Regions from separate parts of the Homo sapiens genome. Here all the other regions are linked to region 1. A link is a contact called in ENCODE Hi-C or POLR2A ChIA-PET data. All regions are on one chromosome and are shown on one strand. The core of a region is the stretch at or near the end of the contact, and the rest is flanking DNA. Distances in the headings are between cores, read along the strand shown. Region 1 has its middle 96 kb from the start of LINC02404. Region 2 has its middle 64 kb from the start of BTG1-DT. Region 3 overlaps LINC01619 (long intergenic non-protein coding RNA 1619). Region 4 overlaps LINC01619 (long intergenic non-protein coding RNA 1619).

What was found. A loop is a pair of places that touch in the nucleus more often than their neighbours do. ChIA-PET counts read pairs that join two places held with the same protein, here RNA polymerase II (POLR2A). Pooled maps may share reads with other maps.
Region 2: a pooled map shows a loop between it and region 1 (5-fold over the local background). The contact joins two enhancer-like sites. A Hi-C loop is called at or near these places in 1 of 37 single-sample maps with no recorded cell type and 8 of 50 pooled maps. POLR2A ChIA-PET finds 5 or more read pairs at or near these places in 2 of 52 experiments (AG04450 and PC-9).
Region 3: a map of PC-9 shows a loop between it and region 1 (13-fold over the local background). The contact joins two enhancer-like sites. A Hi-C loop is called at or near these places in 1 of 168 maps with a recorded cell type or tissue (PC-9), 1 of 37 single-sample maps with no recorded cell type and 8 of 50 pooled maps. POLR2A ChIA-PET finds 5 or more read pairs at or near these places in 2 of 52 experiments (MCF 10A and naive thymus-derived CD8-positive, alpha-beta T cell).
Region 4: a pooled map shows a loop between it and region 1 (3-fold over the local background). The contact joins two enhancer-like sites. A Hi-C loop is called at or near these places in 2 of 37 single-sample maps with no recorded cell type and 6 of 50 pooled maps. POLR2A ChIA-PET finds 5 or more read pairs at or near these places in 1 of 52 experiments (activated naive CD4-positive, alpha-beta T cell).

The regions. Positions count from the first base shown.
Region 1 is chr12:91,777,609-91,780,875 of GRCh38, reverse strand. No RefSeq gene overlaps it. Among named protein-coding and RNA genes, the nearest start is that of LINC02404, 96 kb to the left of the region's middle. RefSeq lists an enhancer at 1,353-2,552. Within about 2 kb of position 1,760, at least 14 of the 41 ENCODE cell types and tissues checked have a DNase peak (open chromatin) inside an H3K27ac peak, as active enhancers do; they include PC-9, where a contact is called at or near this core.
Region 2 is chr12:92,208,669-92,211,935 of GRCh38, reverse strand. No RefSeq gene overlaps it. Among named protein-coding and RNA genes, the nearest start is that of BTG1-DT, 64 kb to the right of the region's middle. RefSeq lists an enhancer at 2,803-2,892. Within about 2 kb of position 1,660, at least 3 of the 41 ENCODE cell types and tissues checked have a DNase peak (open chromatin) inside an H3K27ac peak, as active enhancers do.
Region 3 is chr12:92,076,487-92,079,753 of GRCh38, reverse strand. All of the region lies in intron 1 of LINC01619 (long intergenic non-protein coding RNA 1619), which reads left to right. Among named protein-coding and RNA genes, the nearest start is that of LINC01619, 65 kb to the left of the region's middle. RefSeq lists enhancers at 1,227-1,521, 870-2,069. Within about 2 kb of position 1,498, at least 9 of the 41 ENCODE cell types and tissues checked have a DNase peak (open chromatin) inside an H3K27ac peak, as active enhancers do; they include PC-9, where a contact is called at or near this core.
Region 4 is chr12:92,054,502-92,057,768 of GRCh38, reverse strand. All of the region lies in intron 1 of LINC01619 (long intergenic non-protein coding RNA 1619), which reads left to right. Among named protein-coding and RNA genes, the nearest start is that of LINC01619, 87 kb to the left of the region's middle. Within about 2 kb of position 1,713, at least 3 of the 41 ENCODE cell types and tissues checked have a DNase peak (open chromatin) inside an H3K27ac peak, as active enhancers do.

The DNA.
Region 1 (3,267 bases), core at 511-3,010:
TTTTGCTTTCATAGAAGAGTCTATAAACAACAAGATCACAAAATAGGCACGATATCTTTGGAGGCCTTCACACAAAGACTTACATAAGTAAAATATGACATAAATAATACTCAAGTATCAAGGCCTGAGCTTTTGGAGAGTAAAAAAATAATACCAGAAAAGTTCTTCAAGGGCATATAGTTGGTGGTTAGATACTAAATAAAACACTTGCAGATTTAACCCCAATAATTGATTATTCTTTAAGGGTTAAGGTCAGTGTTTTGCACACCAAATGACACTGTGGATTCATAAACTATCTGATATGTCAGCCACATTCTTGAAGACCAGAGGGTTTGTGTGTACAAGAACAGAATAGTGATCTAGTGGACAAAATTATCTTAAATACAAAACGTAATTTAGCCGGTTGTTTAAGATCAGTCAAAAACTCATTAAAAAAAAAAAAAACCCAAAACTTATGTGTTGTTTTTTTACTGTGAAGACTGCAACAACCAGAGCCAACACTCAGTTTAATGTTGTACATTTCCCTACCTCAGCCCAGAGTTTTAATAAATGGTTAAAATAAGCATTGAGGTATTACAAAAGTAATATATTGTATTTAATAAAATCAAACAAAATAGAAGAAAAAACTAAAAATCTCTCCTCATCTCCTTTTCAAGTCTCAGATTTTAAAATCTTACTTCTTGATATATATGCTTCCAGAGTTTTGATAAGTATATGTAAATAAACACCTGCAAGCAATCACTAACCCATATTTTTATTTACATATTATAAATACATATTGATCTCTTGTAGACTTCAAGTATCATAAAAATAAAAAAGGTCAGTATTTGTTTACTTTTATTCCTAGTAGCAAACACAGTGCCTGACATTGTTGATGCTTAATTGATTATCTGATGAACAAATTACTCTTAAGTTAATACATCTTAGACAGTTTCCCAAGTGAGCTTTATTATTTTTAATCTTACTAGAGTTTTCCATAATATAAACATGCCATAATATTTTAAAATATCTTGTTCACCAGGATAAATATTTGTGTAGGATTAATCCCTGGAAACAGGATATTTAGCTCAAAGTCATGAATGTTTTAAATGCTGATAGACACTAGTGAAATGGTTATTCACCTATTTGGAGAATCACAGAACCATTGGACAAAGATGAAAATTAATGTCCCCTCTCCTAGTAAATTACACCAGTGTCCTACATGATTTCAGAGTGTAATAATATAGGCATGATTCCTAGGTAAAGAATCCCTGCTTTAGAGTGTCAACCTCAGTAATCTGAGGTTCACTTCACTATAAATGGTCTCAGCTTCTAATTGCAACACGGTTTGCCAGCTTTCCTTCAGAAAACAGATGTTCTCTGAGAGGAAAATTATGAGATATTGAGATATTACATCTAATTTGCCTCATGAAAATGTTAAGCTCAGTTTACCCATTTTCAAAGGCAAATGCTTCTGTGTCAGTATAGCCGTAAAAACTCTCACTCTGCCACATCGAAATCCCACATTAAGCAATGATTTTCTTATTTTCTGCTTTAGAGTTTCTCTAACTGCTCTAGTCACAGTGATGTTACCAAAATTTTTAAGAAAAAGGAGAATGCGACGTGTTTGTTTCAATTTTTATTGCAGCAGGTTGAATTAAGTAAGAACTTCCGTTTTGCCCAGCCCAAATGTGAGAGCTGCACTGAGTCATGAAAGAGAGCTCTAAGTGAAGACAGTGACTAATAGTTAGGAGAATGCTTGGTCAGCAGAAAGGCAGACCTTGATCTTCCAGTGACCAATGGCAAACTCATATCAGCACATCAGCAGGGCAATGGGTCAAAGCCATTACTGTTTTATCATTCTTGAGTCAAAACAAGAAACTGTGACGTGCCTGGTCATCAGAGCTAGTCACTTTCTTCCACATACACACCCAGATACTCCGTTTCTTTAAGTTTATTTTTCTTAAAGGAACAAAGAAAAATTAATTTAATTAGTCCCCCTGCCCATTTTCAGAGAAAACAAAGCCTCTTCTAAAGAGATGAAACTTTCAGCTGCTTTCAGGAGGAAGCATGCTTTTATTTAAGGGACTGTAACTGATTTATAAGAGAATAAAGCACTCTTCGTTTACTCAGCTAGAAATTATATAGGCCTTTCCTCATTTCACTTCCAAAAGAGGAACATTTGGATATTGCAGAGAACCGACTTTGACATCTTTAGAGAGTGGAATCACTTGGCTGGGCTCATTTCCTGGATCCTGTGTTTTCATAGCACAGTTTCAAAGACAGTGTAAAGCCAACACACACTTAAAATTCTTGGTTTCTATCAAAACAAATCTGCCATTTCCTGCTTTACTTTTTCAGTGAGGTTCATTACAGTGCTAAATTTGAACCTCATTAAAAAATAACATCTACACCTGTCCTTAGATTATTCCTAAAAAGTAACATTCTCCTATTTTATAGTAAATGCTACTGTATGCAAACTTGAAATCTATACTTAATATCATTGAGTAAAAATGTGACCAGACTTAGGTTTTAAACTATGAAACATATGTGTATAAGTTCTTCCCCTTTTGCCCTTTGAGAAATCAAATTGAAATTCAACTGAGGAGGAAATAGGCTAATGCAAATAAGAAATTGTCATCTGGGCTTTTGCTACTCAAAAGGTGTTTTTTGAAACAATAACATCAGCATTAAGTGGGAACTGATTATAAATGCAGTATGTAGGGCTGCACCCCAGTTCTCCCTATTCACAAAGTACATTTTAAAATATTCCCGTGTGATTTGCATATACATTATTCCCCCTGTCCTTAGAAGGTATGTTTCAAGACCTCCAGCGGATGCCTGAAACCTTGAATAGTACCAAATTCTATATATACTACTTTTTTCCTACCTATCTACGATAAAATTGAATTTATAAATTAGGCACAGTGAGAGATCAACAGCATTAACTAGTAATAAAATTGATCTATTGTAATAAAAGTAAAATAAGAGTTACTTGAACATAAGCACTGAGATACTTCAACAGTCAATCTGATCACCAAGACAGTGACTAGTGACTAATAGGCATGTGGTGAGTACAAGATGGATACCTGGACAAGGGATGATTCATGTCCTGAGCAAGTTGGAGTGGGGACGTTGGGAGATTTTATCAGCTCCTTAGAATGGCACGCAATTTAAAACATACGACTTGTTTACTCCTGGATTTTCCATTTAATATTTTTGGACCGTGATTAATTACAGGTAACTGAAGTCTTGGAAAGTAAAATCAAGGCTACTGGATAAGGGGAA
Region 2 (3,267 bases), core at 411-2,910, 430 kb before region 1:
AGGTCCCAGGCTCTTTTGAGACATCTGGCTCTCTTGAAAACTGATCGAGTGAGAACTCACTCATTCCTGAAGGGAGAGCATTAATCTGTTTGTGGGGCACCCACCTGCATAACCAAAACACCTTACATTAGGCCCCACCTCCAACATTGGTGATCAAATTTCAACATGAGGTTTAGAGAGGACAAATATCAAAACCATAGCACAAGACTAGTTTCTTCTTCATGTTCTTATCATGCTTGACATAACTCTCTCCATTCGTTCAGCTTTTCATGGTTACAACTCTGCTTCTATATATTAATATGCCCTAACTATAGAATGAGGTGAGAAAATGGGCACAAACAGGCAACGAAGGAAGAGAGTATCTTAAAATTCAACATGCTGCTAAGAAGTGAAAAAAATAAAAAAGTTGAACAACTACATTTTGTGCCAAAAAGGAATAATAAAATATAAAAATCAACCAAATGCAACTATTTCGGCTTAAGTGAATTTCAATCAAAATAGTTTGTATGTATAGTCAGGGCTTCAATTTCTTAAACTAAAGAAATGTCAGTATGTAGGACTAGATATAAAATAAGCCAAATATTGGACCAGATGCAGTGGCTCACGCCTGTACTCCCAGCACTTTGGGAGGCCGAGGCAAGCAGATCACTTGGGTTCAGGAGTTCCAGATCAGCCTGGGCAACATGGCAAGACCCTGTCTCTACCAAAAAAGAAAGAAAATTAGATAAATATGACTCTTCTTTTTCCTTTACCTTACATAGAAAAAAAACTAAAAGCATTTGCAAAATATCTTAGACTCTCATCAAGCTAGATATTTCTTGCTTATATTGAGGAAAAAATCACACTCTGAGAATAGTGTTAATCAAGGGTCATAGGTAGCGCTAGACTAGAAATTTTGAACTGTAAAAAAGATATTAAAATGTGACTTTTAATTAGATCAGAAATGAACTCTAATACTCTTCACGTCTTCAGAAATGACACCTTTTATTCCTCCAGTAATTGAGGTGTCAAAGGGCAATTTGAGGCTACTCGAAAAGATTCAGAGTCTGGTTTTGTTAACTACTAAGCTAATTACTGGTACAAAATGAAAATTACTAGACACCACTGAATTCTTGACAGGTCAAAAAAATATTCTTAAGAAATCCTGGGGTTTAAACTGGTGATATTCAGGCTTTCAATATTTATTTTGTAGCTTTATTTTTTTTATTTCTTTGAGGCAGGATCTTGCTTTGTCACCTAGGCTGGAGTACAGTGATACAATCATAGCTCACTGCACCCTGCACCCATGAACTCCTGGGCTCAAGTGATCCCCCTGCCTCAGCCTTCTGAGTAGCTGGGACTATAGGTGCACACCACTACGGAGAGCTCATTTTTGTATTTTTTGCAGAGATAGAGTCTTGCTATGTTGCTCAGGCTCATTTATAGCTTTCTTTCTTCAGAAATAAAATTCACTCAAATTAGTAAGGGTTTGTTGCTGTTGTATATGTGTGTGTAGGCACATGGGGGAGTAAGTAGGCAGTTGAGAAATCTTTTGCAAAGTCGTCTGTTATATTAGTGACTATATATTGTGAGGCGGGATATGAATCACACTGGTTTTCAAAAAACTTTGAACTTACTATTTCTAGGGCACAGTACTTTCAAAGGAAAGAGCCACATGTTCAGAAACCATAATAACCTTCTCAGAGCACCTGTGCACCAGATATCAGTTGCTCCATCAACTATCCTCTGACAATAGCAGTAAAAACCATTTACCCACACTCAGTGGTCTATTCTAGTTTCTACCATCTAAATGATGGTCGGACTCCATCCGAAATATGAGTTTAGGCCATAGCCAGGTTGACTTGCAGAACACTGTTTTAAAATGGGATCAAGGGAGGGCAATAACAGATCTGCAAAGGAGAGAAAACCTAATCATTCAAAAGCAGTTCTGAGCATGAAGTAAGTAATATGTCCACTCAGAGGTATTGTTAATTTAGGATCAAAGTCTAAAACTGGAGTCCTGCGGACAAGCTGGAGAACAAATTTAGGCATAGGGCTGGTTGAGTGGAGCACCTGGAGCCAGAGAAATGCAGAGCAGCAAGGCCCAGCAGCCCTTCCTGAGGATGATACAGATAGTGAAGAGAGGGTGGAAGGAAGGAAGCAGAATGGGATGGGGGCGTGAACATGAAGTGAACAAGAGAAGTTGCTAAACATTTCCCTCAATACTTGGCCCTGTGGATCACTTGCATCTGAATCCTCTGGGAAGCATGTTTCTGGCCGGGTGCAGTGGCTCACACCTGTAATCCCAGCACTTTGGGAGGCCAAGGTGGGTGGATCACTTGAGGCCAGGAGTTCAAGACTAGCCTGGCTAACATGGCAAAATCCCATCTCTACAAAAAGTACAAAAATTAGCCAGGCATGGTGGCTCCTACCTGTAGACCCAGCTACTCAGGAGGCTGAGGTGGGAGGATCGCTTGAGCCCAGGAGGCAGAGGTTGCAGTGAGCCAAGATCACTTCACTGCACTTGAGCCTGGGTGACACAGTGAGACCCTGTCTCAAAAAAACAAAACAAAAAAAAAACTTCTGGAAAACATGTTTCAAAAACAGATTCTCAGGCCCCACCCCAGACCTCCTGAATTGAATCTTCACAAGTGAAGCCTAGGAATGCAGACTTTAAAAAAAAATGCATTCTAGGCAGCTTTTATTGCATTTTGTATTATTTACTTATTTATTGAGACAGTGTCTTGCTGTCACCCATGCCCATGCCATAGTGAGTGGTGCGATCATGGCCCACTGCACCCTTAAACTCCCAGGCACAAGCGATCCCCCAACCTCAGCCTCTCGAGTAGCTGGGACTACAGGTGCACACAACGACACCCAGTTAATTTTTTATATTTTGTAGAGACAGAATCTTGTTGCCCAGGCTGACCTCGAACTCCTGGGCTCAAGTAATCCTCCCACCTCAACCTCCCAAAGTGCTGAGATTATGGGCATAAACCACTGCACCCGGCTGGGATATAAACTTTATACACGGTCCCCAAGTATCTGAAGCACACTTATATTTGTGTGCTAAGCTCCTTACTGGTATTGTTTTGCTTAATCCTTCAACAGCTCTATAAAGCATGTGCTATTCTTATCCTCTCCCCACAGACAGGAAACTGTGATTCAGAGAAGCTGACTGACAAGGCACAAAGACAAATGTGGCAAAGTCCAAACGCAAACTTAACACATTCTGATTGCAGATTTCTGTGATAGTAATCACTCTAGACCAGAGGTCTTCAGACTTTT
Region 3 (3,267 bases), core at 249-2,748, 300 kb before region 1:
TCCCTGTGGTACCTTCCTGTGTTATGGTGTTTGTCACACTAAAATTTAATAATATGCTTTCTGATTTTTGCTTAATTAATAAGACCTTTGGCTTTTGGTTGACTATGTTTAAATATGAGTACACTATAAAAATATTTAATATATCAGAGCCACTATATGTAGCCTGTTTTGTCTATGTCAATAAACTTCTATTATTTTCTCAGATAGTTTGCTTTATAAACATAGGCTGACAGTTGGTACTTTGCTCCTTTTTTTAATATTCAGATGAAGGTACTGAAGCAGAGATTCCAAAGCCTGTTTTCTGATCGCAACAGAATCTAAAGACCTTAGAGGAGGCAAGAGTAACTCATTTGATCAGAGAGGAAGAGGAGAGAGGAGACAGAGAGAGAGAGAGAGAGAGAGAATGAGAGACAGACAGACTGAGTAGAATGAGAATATTAGGTGCCTGACTAGGAAACTGCAGAACAAGGTGATTACTCCTTCATCCTCCCCCTCCCCTCATGGAGTTGCCAAAGAGACTTGAAGTTATATTGTCCTGGTGATGGAACACTGTGGTTATGGTTACTGTGTAACTTTTGAAAATAATTTTTGGAATCATTGGTTTGCCAAGTAAAGTCCATTCATGTGCTATTATGTCATTATACCAGGAGAAGAATGGCATATTAGAAATAAAAACTGGAAAGAAAACTTGAAGTTAATGTCTAGTTTCTGCCCACGTGATGTGACTGGACCTTCTGTATAATGATGGCCATGCTTACAGCAGTCTGAGCAGACCAAGGTCAGAATAGCAACCTGCTCCCTGCTATCACTTCTATTACAGTCACCTCATTTCAGCCCTTGGACACAAAGCAAACTTTATTTGGAATTTTCCTGGCTGGTGAGACATCCACTCAAGGATTTTTTTTAGGTCATCTATTTCTTGTTTCTCCAATATGGATTCAGGAAAAAAATGGATCTAATTATGAACCTTTTGATCAATCAATTAGATGTTTCCTTGGTCTTTGAGCAGAAACTTAACATGGAATTCCTGAAGGTCAAATACATAACTCTGAATAAAATATTGAAGCGGGTTTCAAGTTTCATAACTACTGAATTTTGAGATAAGTGTTTCCATATGTTTCTACTGATGAATCAACCTATAGTCACTTCATAGTTTCACTCAAAAACATTTTTTTCCTTTCCCAGTTTTGTTTTTCTATTACATTTGTGTTTCTCTTCATCCCACATGAAATCTTCTATTCCCAAGAGAGCTCCTGAATGAGAAAGAAGAGAGGACAAAACAATGAAGTGTGAGCACGGAGTCAGTTGGGCAAAGTCCCAAGATATCTTCACAAGAAGGAATAACAAGGGTGGAGTGCACAGTAGGAGCAAAAAGTTGCTGAGTCACATAGAGACTAATGTTCCCACACTAGGATAGGAAGATCTTGGTACACAGACAACAGTTTGTCTGCAAGTCTTTTCCAGGGTTACTGGGCTGCCTAAACCAAACCACCCCTTCAGGCTTACAATAGTATGATGTTCAGCGACTCATCTCTTAAGACTCTTCCTTTTGACTCTTGTCATGCCTTCCCCATAAAGATCATTTCATGAATGGTTTGTCTGTGGTTCAGAGAGAGACATGTAAAAAGCTTAAATAGTATAAGGTAGGGTCTAGGATTAGTGAATTAATTCAACACATATTTATTGAACATATATTATGCATCAGTCATGTTTTTCTCTAGGAATTAGAAATAGAGTTATGGGTCACTGCTCCATTGAGCTTCCGTTCTAGCGATAACTGGGGAGTGGTGAAGAAGTCAGACATTCAGCAGATAAGTCAATGAACAAACATGATTATTTCTGAAGGTAACGTTTACCAAGGAAATAGGCCTGGGGGTTACCACTGAAAGTGATGAAGGGAAGGTGGAAGTGAAGTGTTCCAGGCAGAGGGAGCATCATATGCAAAAATAGCATGTGCAGATGAGAGTGGCTTCCATCCTTTTTTTGTCAGCTTCAAAGGCTTCTAGGAGCCATGGCAGAAGCTGTGATATGCCCAGAGGGCCCTGCAGTCTGTTGATGTTTCAAATCTAGGGAAACACAAGGGCCCTAGGCAGCATAGCCCTGACCTAAGAAAAAGAGGGTGATTAAACACCTCATGTCTTCTTTTGTCATTTTTGCTATTTTACCTCCCCTCTCAGTCTCTACCCACTTCTAGAACAATCTCATCTTTAGGGGTAGCTGCAAACAAGTCCCCATGGAAATGCTGAATAAAAGTATTTGAGGAACTTCTGTAAATAACTTTGAGAAATGATACCATAATTTCACTGGGCTTTGAAAAAAGTGCTACACTGTGGAATAATGAGTTTTATTGTAGTACATTAAGTCACTGATTCTCAACTGGGAGTGATTTTGCTCCTCTGTCTCCTTCCCCCAAGAAGACATTGGTAATGTCTGAAGACACCTATGATTGTCACAACTTGGGATATGAGACATCTAGTGAGTAGAGACCAGAGAGACACCATTAACCATGTGATAGCACACAGAACAGTCTCCCTACAACAAATAATTATCTAGGCCTGCATAAAATGTTGAATCAAAGCTCTTGTAGTTCTTCTTACCAGCATAGATTTAATCTTTCACATCAGTGTCCGGTGTTGTCAGAGTACAGAATGGGTTCCGTTTCTGGAGATTGTTAGTCTTCTGGATCCATTATTGGGGCTCAAATCCTGGCTCCTGACTTATCAGAGGTGTGACTAAATGTCTGTGTGTGAGGCCTTGAGCAAGTTGGTTAGCATTCTGTGTCTCCATTTCCTTATCTGTAAAATGAAGATAATAATAGTCCCTACCTCCCAAAGTTATTTTGAGGAAACTGTGAAGTGATGTATTTGATTATTAACAGGGTCTAGCATACCACGATCACTCAATAAACATTAAACATTATTATTATTTCCTGCTGCCAAGTCTTGCTTACTGAAATCAAGACTGGTAACTATCAGAAGATTTGGGTGGAGATCATCAACATTAGCATACCCTGTCCCACAAATTCATTTTGGATCCTTCATCAGCTAGTGGCAGCAAGTATTTATGGACTGCCCAAATGTATTTACGAAGAGCCTGTTATGTTGCAAATACTGTCTTAGATGCTTAAGATATAGCAGTGAAAATAACAGAAAAAAATTGTTCTAAGGGAGCATCTATTTGTATGAAAGAAAATAGACAAAAAATAAACAACAGTCAAAATATGTAGTTAGGTGAATGTTGGGGAGAGAAATTGGTAGTGTTGGAGGT
Region 4 (3,267 bases), core at 464-2,963, 280 kb before region 1:
TGTTTTTGTCAGGTTTGTTGAAGATCAGATGGTTGCAGATGTTTGGTGTTATTTCTGAGGTCTCTGTTCTGCTCCATTGGTCTATATGTCTGTTTTGGTACCAGTACCATGCTGTTTTGGTTACTGTAGCCTTGTAGTATAGTTTGAAGTAAGGTAGCATGATGCCTCCAGCTTTGTTTTTTTGCTTAGGATTGTCTTGGCTATGTGGGATCTTCTCTAATTCCATATGAAATTTAAAATAGTTTTTTTCTAATTCTGTGAAGAATGTCAGTGGTAGTTTGATGAGAATAGCATTGAATCTATAAATTACTTCAGGTAATATGGCCAGCCACCCCATGTAAAAGTGGGCAAAGGATATTAACAGACACTTCTCATAAGAAGACATTTACACGGCCAACAAACATATGAGAAAAAGCTCGACATCACTGATCATTTTGAAATCCAAATCAAAACCACAATGAGACACCATCTGATTGCAAGTTAGAATGGTGATTTTTAAGAAGTCAGGAAACAATAGATGTTGGCAAGGCTGTGGAGAAATAGGAACACTTTACACTGTTTGTGGGAATGTAAATTAATTCAACCATTGTGGAAGACAGTATGGCGATTTCTCAAGGATCTAGAACCAGAAATACCATTTGACCCAGCAATCCCATTACTGGGTTTATACCCAAAAGAATATAAATCATTCTACTGTAAAGACACATGCACACATATGTTTATTGCAGCACTATTTAAAATAGCAAAGACATGGAACCCACCAAAATGCCCATCAATGACAGACTGGATAAAGAAAATGTGGTTCATGTACACCATGGAATACTATGCAGCCATAAAAAGGAATGAGATCATGTTCTTTGCAGGACATGGATGAAGCTGGAAGCCGTCAACCTCAGCAAACCAACACAGGAACAGAAAACCAAATACTGCATGTTCTCACTCATAAGTGGGAGCTGAATGATGAGAACACATGGACACAGAGAAAGGAACAACACACACCAGGGTCTGTTGAGGGATGAAGGATGAGGGGCGGGAACTTAGAGGACGGGTCAATAGGTGCAGCAAACCACTATGGCACATGTATACCTGTGTAACAAACTTGCAAGTTCTGCACATGTATCCCTTTTTTTTTTAAGAAATAAACAACAACAAAAAAAACTAGTTCAGAAAAAAAAAAGTTCATCCTCTGTCATTATTTCTAAATTGCTCCTGTGAGGATTGGAGTTGACCCTGGAAGGGCAGAGACAGGGAAAGTAGAGGTCATAAGACATAAACAGCTTCACATGTGGCCTGTCCCGGAAGCATCTCTGTGTGTATGTTCCTGGGCTAGATTTTTGCTTGGAGCTTATTTGGCTATTTCGGGGTAAGATGAAATGTTTATTTATTTAATCATTCCTTAAATATCCAAACTTCTTTCCCAATATTAGTATCTTCTAAGAAAGGAGAATATTAAAAATTTTTATACAGATGGATTTATTTTTCTAAGACCTCTCATCAGAATTACTGAGTTAGACTCTCTGGGTCTAGATTTTTTGATGTTTTATTTTGTTTTTGGTCTATCATATTCAAAACTTCCACGAACAGGGTCATTATTCTTTCTTTCAGTTAAGATATTTTCTGTAGAAGGCTTCAGTCTAAATGTAAACATGTTACCTGGAAGTGGTGGCAGAGTGAGTCACCGCCTCTGTCAATATTCTGGTGTAGGCAGGTATCAGATCATGTCTTGTGAGAAAGAAACCCATAATAGGCGTAGAATGATGTAAAGATACGTTTAGGAGAACTCCACCCATTTTACCCTACACTTGGTGAAGAGACAGAATCTAGGTGGGTCCTTCAGTGGGACTTCATTACTTCAGTACTCTGGGTACTGAGAAAATGGGGATTGGATTTTGGAAATAAATAAATACTAAATAAGTTGAGTAGGAGGGGATGCTGATGGTGAATTTCTTTTATTAAAATAGGTTGATGGCAAGGTCATTACAATGTTTTAAAGGGATTTAATACTAAAAATTAAAGTTTTATCTTTAACTTATTAGATGCACTTTTTAAAAGAAATGAAAATCATAGCCTTTAATATGCTTTTGCCACTGAAAGGATAATAGCAAACTTCGCATGCTTTCTCATCAGCTTGATCTTCCTTTTTGCAAATAAGCATATATTCACTGTTGGCTATAACATACTTTTTAGTTAAAACAGTTAATGCTGAGGCTTTTGTTATTTTCTTTCTTGTATTTAGAATCTTTAAACTGACGGTTCTTTCCTTTCTGCTTTATGTTCATATCTCTGTAATAGCACTTACCACATCTTTTTGCAATTTATCTGCTGTGCATTTGCTTCAAAATATGGTGAGGAATTTCTCAGGAACAGAAACTGGGTACCATTTATTTTTGTATACCCACTGAATGGAGTGAAGAAAGCATTCAACAAATGGATCACTTGACCAAATGAATGCATTTATTTTCCAGTATAAGCCACGCCTTGCTTTGATAGGGTCTTGTTGGCCACAAACTTATTAGAAACACAGATCAAAATATTTCCTGTCTGTATATGAAGGTAATGCCATTGATCTGCTGTTAGTATGGAATGACAACACAGAGTGGGGTGACTTACCAGAAACAGTCATGGATTAGTAGAGATTAAGCTACACATCTAATCCAGGTTTCTTATAGTCACATGCATTTCTGACCATATATTTTACTATTTTAGGACTGGATCTTTAATTTTTCATTTCCTTATTTATTTTGAATATAAAGACAAAACACGTTTAATGTAGAAAGATAGAAAATAAAGACATCTATCAGTCAGAGTTCTTTGGCTATAAGTAACAGAAACCAATTAAGAGCTAATTTAGTCAAAAAAGAAAATTCATGTATTTACTTTTTAGATAAATGGTCTTGCTCTGTCACCCAGTGCAGTGGCACAGTCACAGCTCCCTATAACCTTTAACTCCTGGTCACAAGCTATCCTCCCATCTCTGCCTCATGAATAGCTAGGACTGACTACAGGTGTGTACCACCACACCCGGCTAATTTAAAAAAAAAAAATCTTTTTCGTAGAGATGGAGTCTCGCTATGTTGACCAGGCTGTTCTCAAACTCCTGGCCTCAAGCAATTCTCCCACCTCAGCCTCCCAAAGTGTTAGGATTACAGACATGAGCCACTGTGTCCAGCTCAAAAAAGAAAATATATTAAAAGGATGTAAGAGTGTTTCCCATCCAGAACGAGCAGGAGACCGGAGAGTCAGTTTAGAAATAGGACAAAAAGAAGG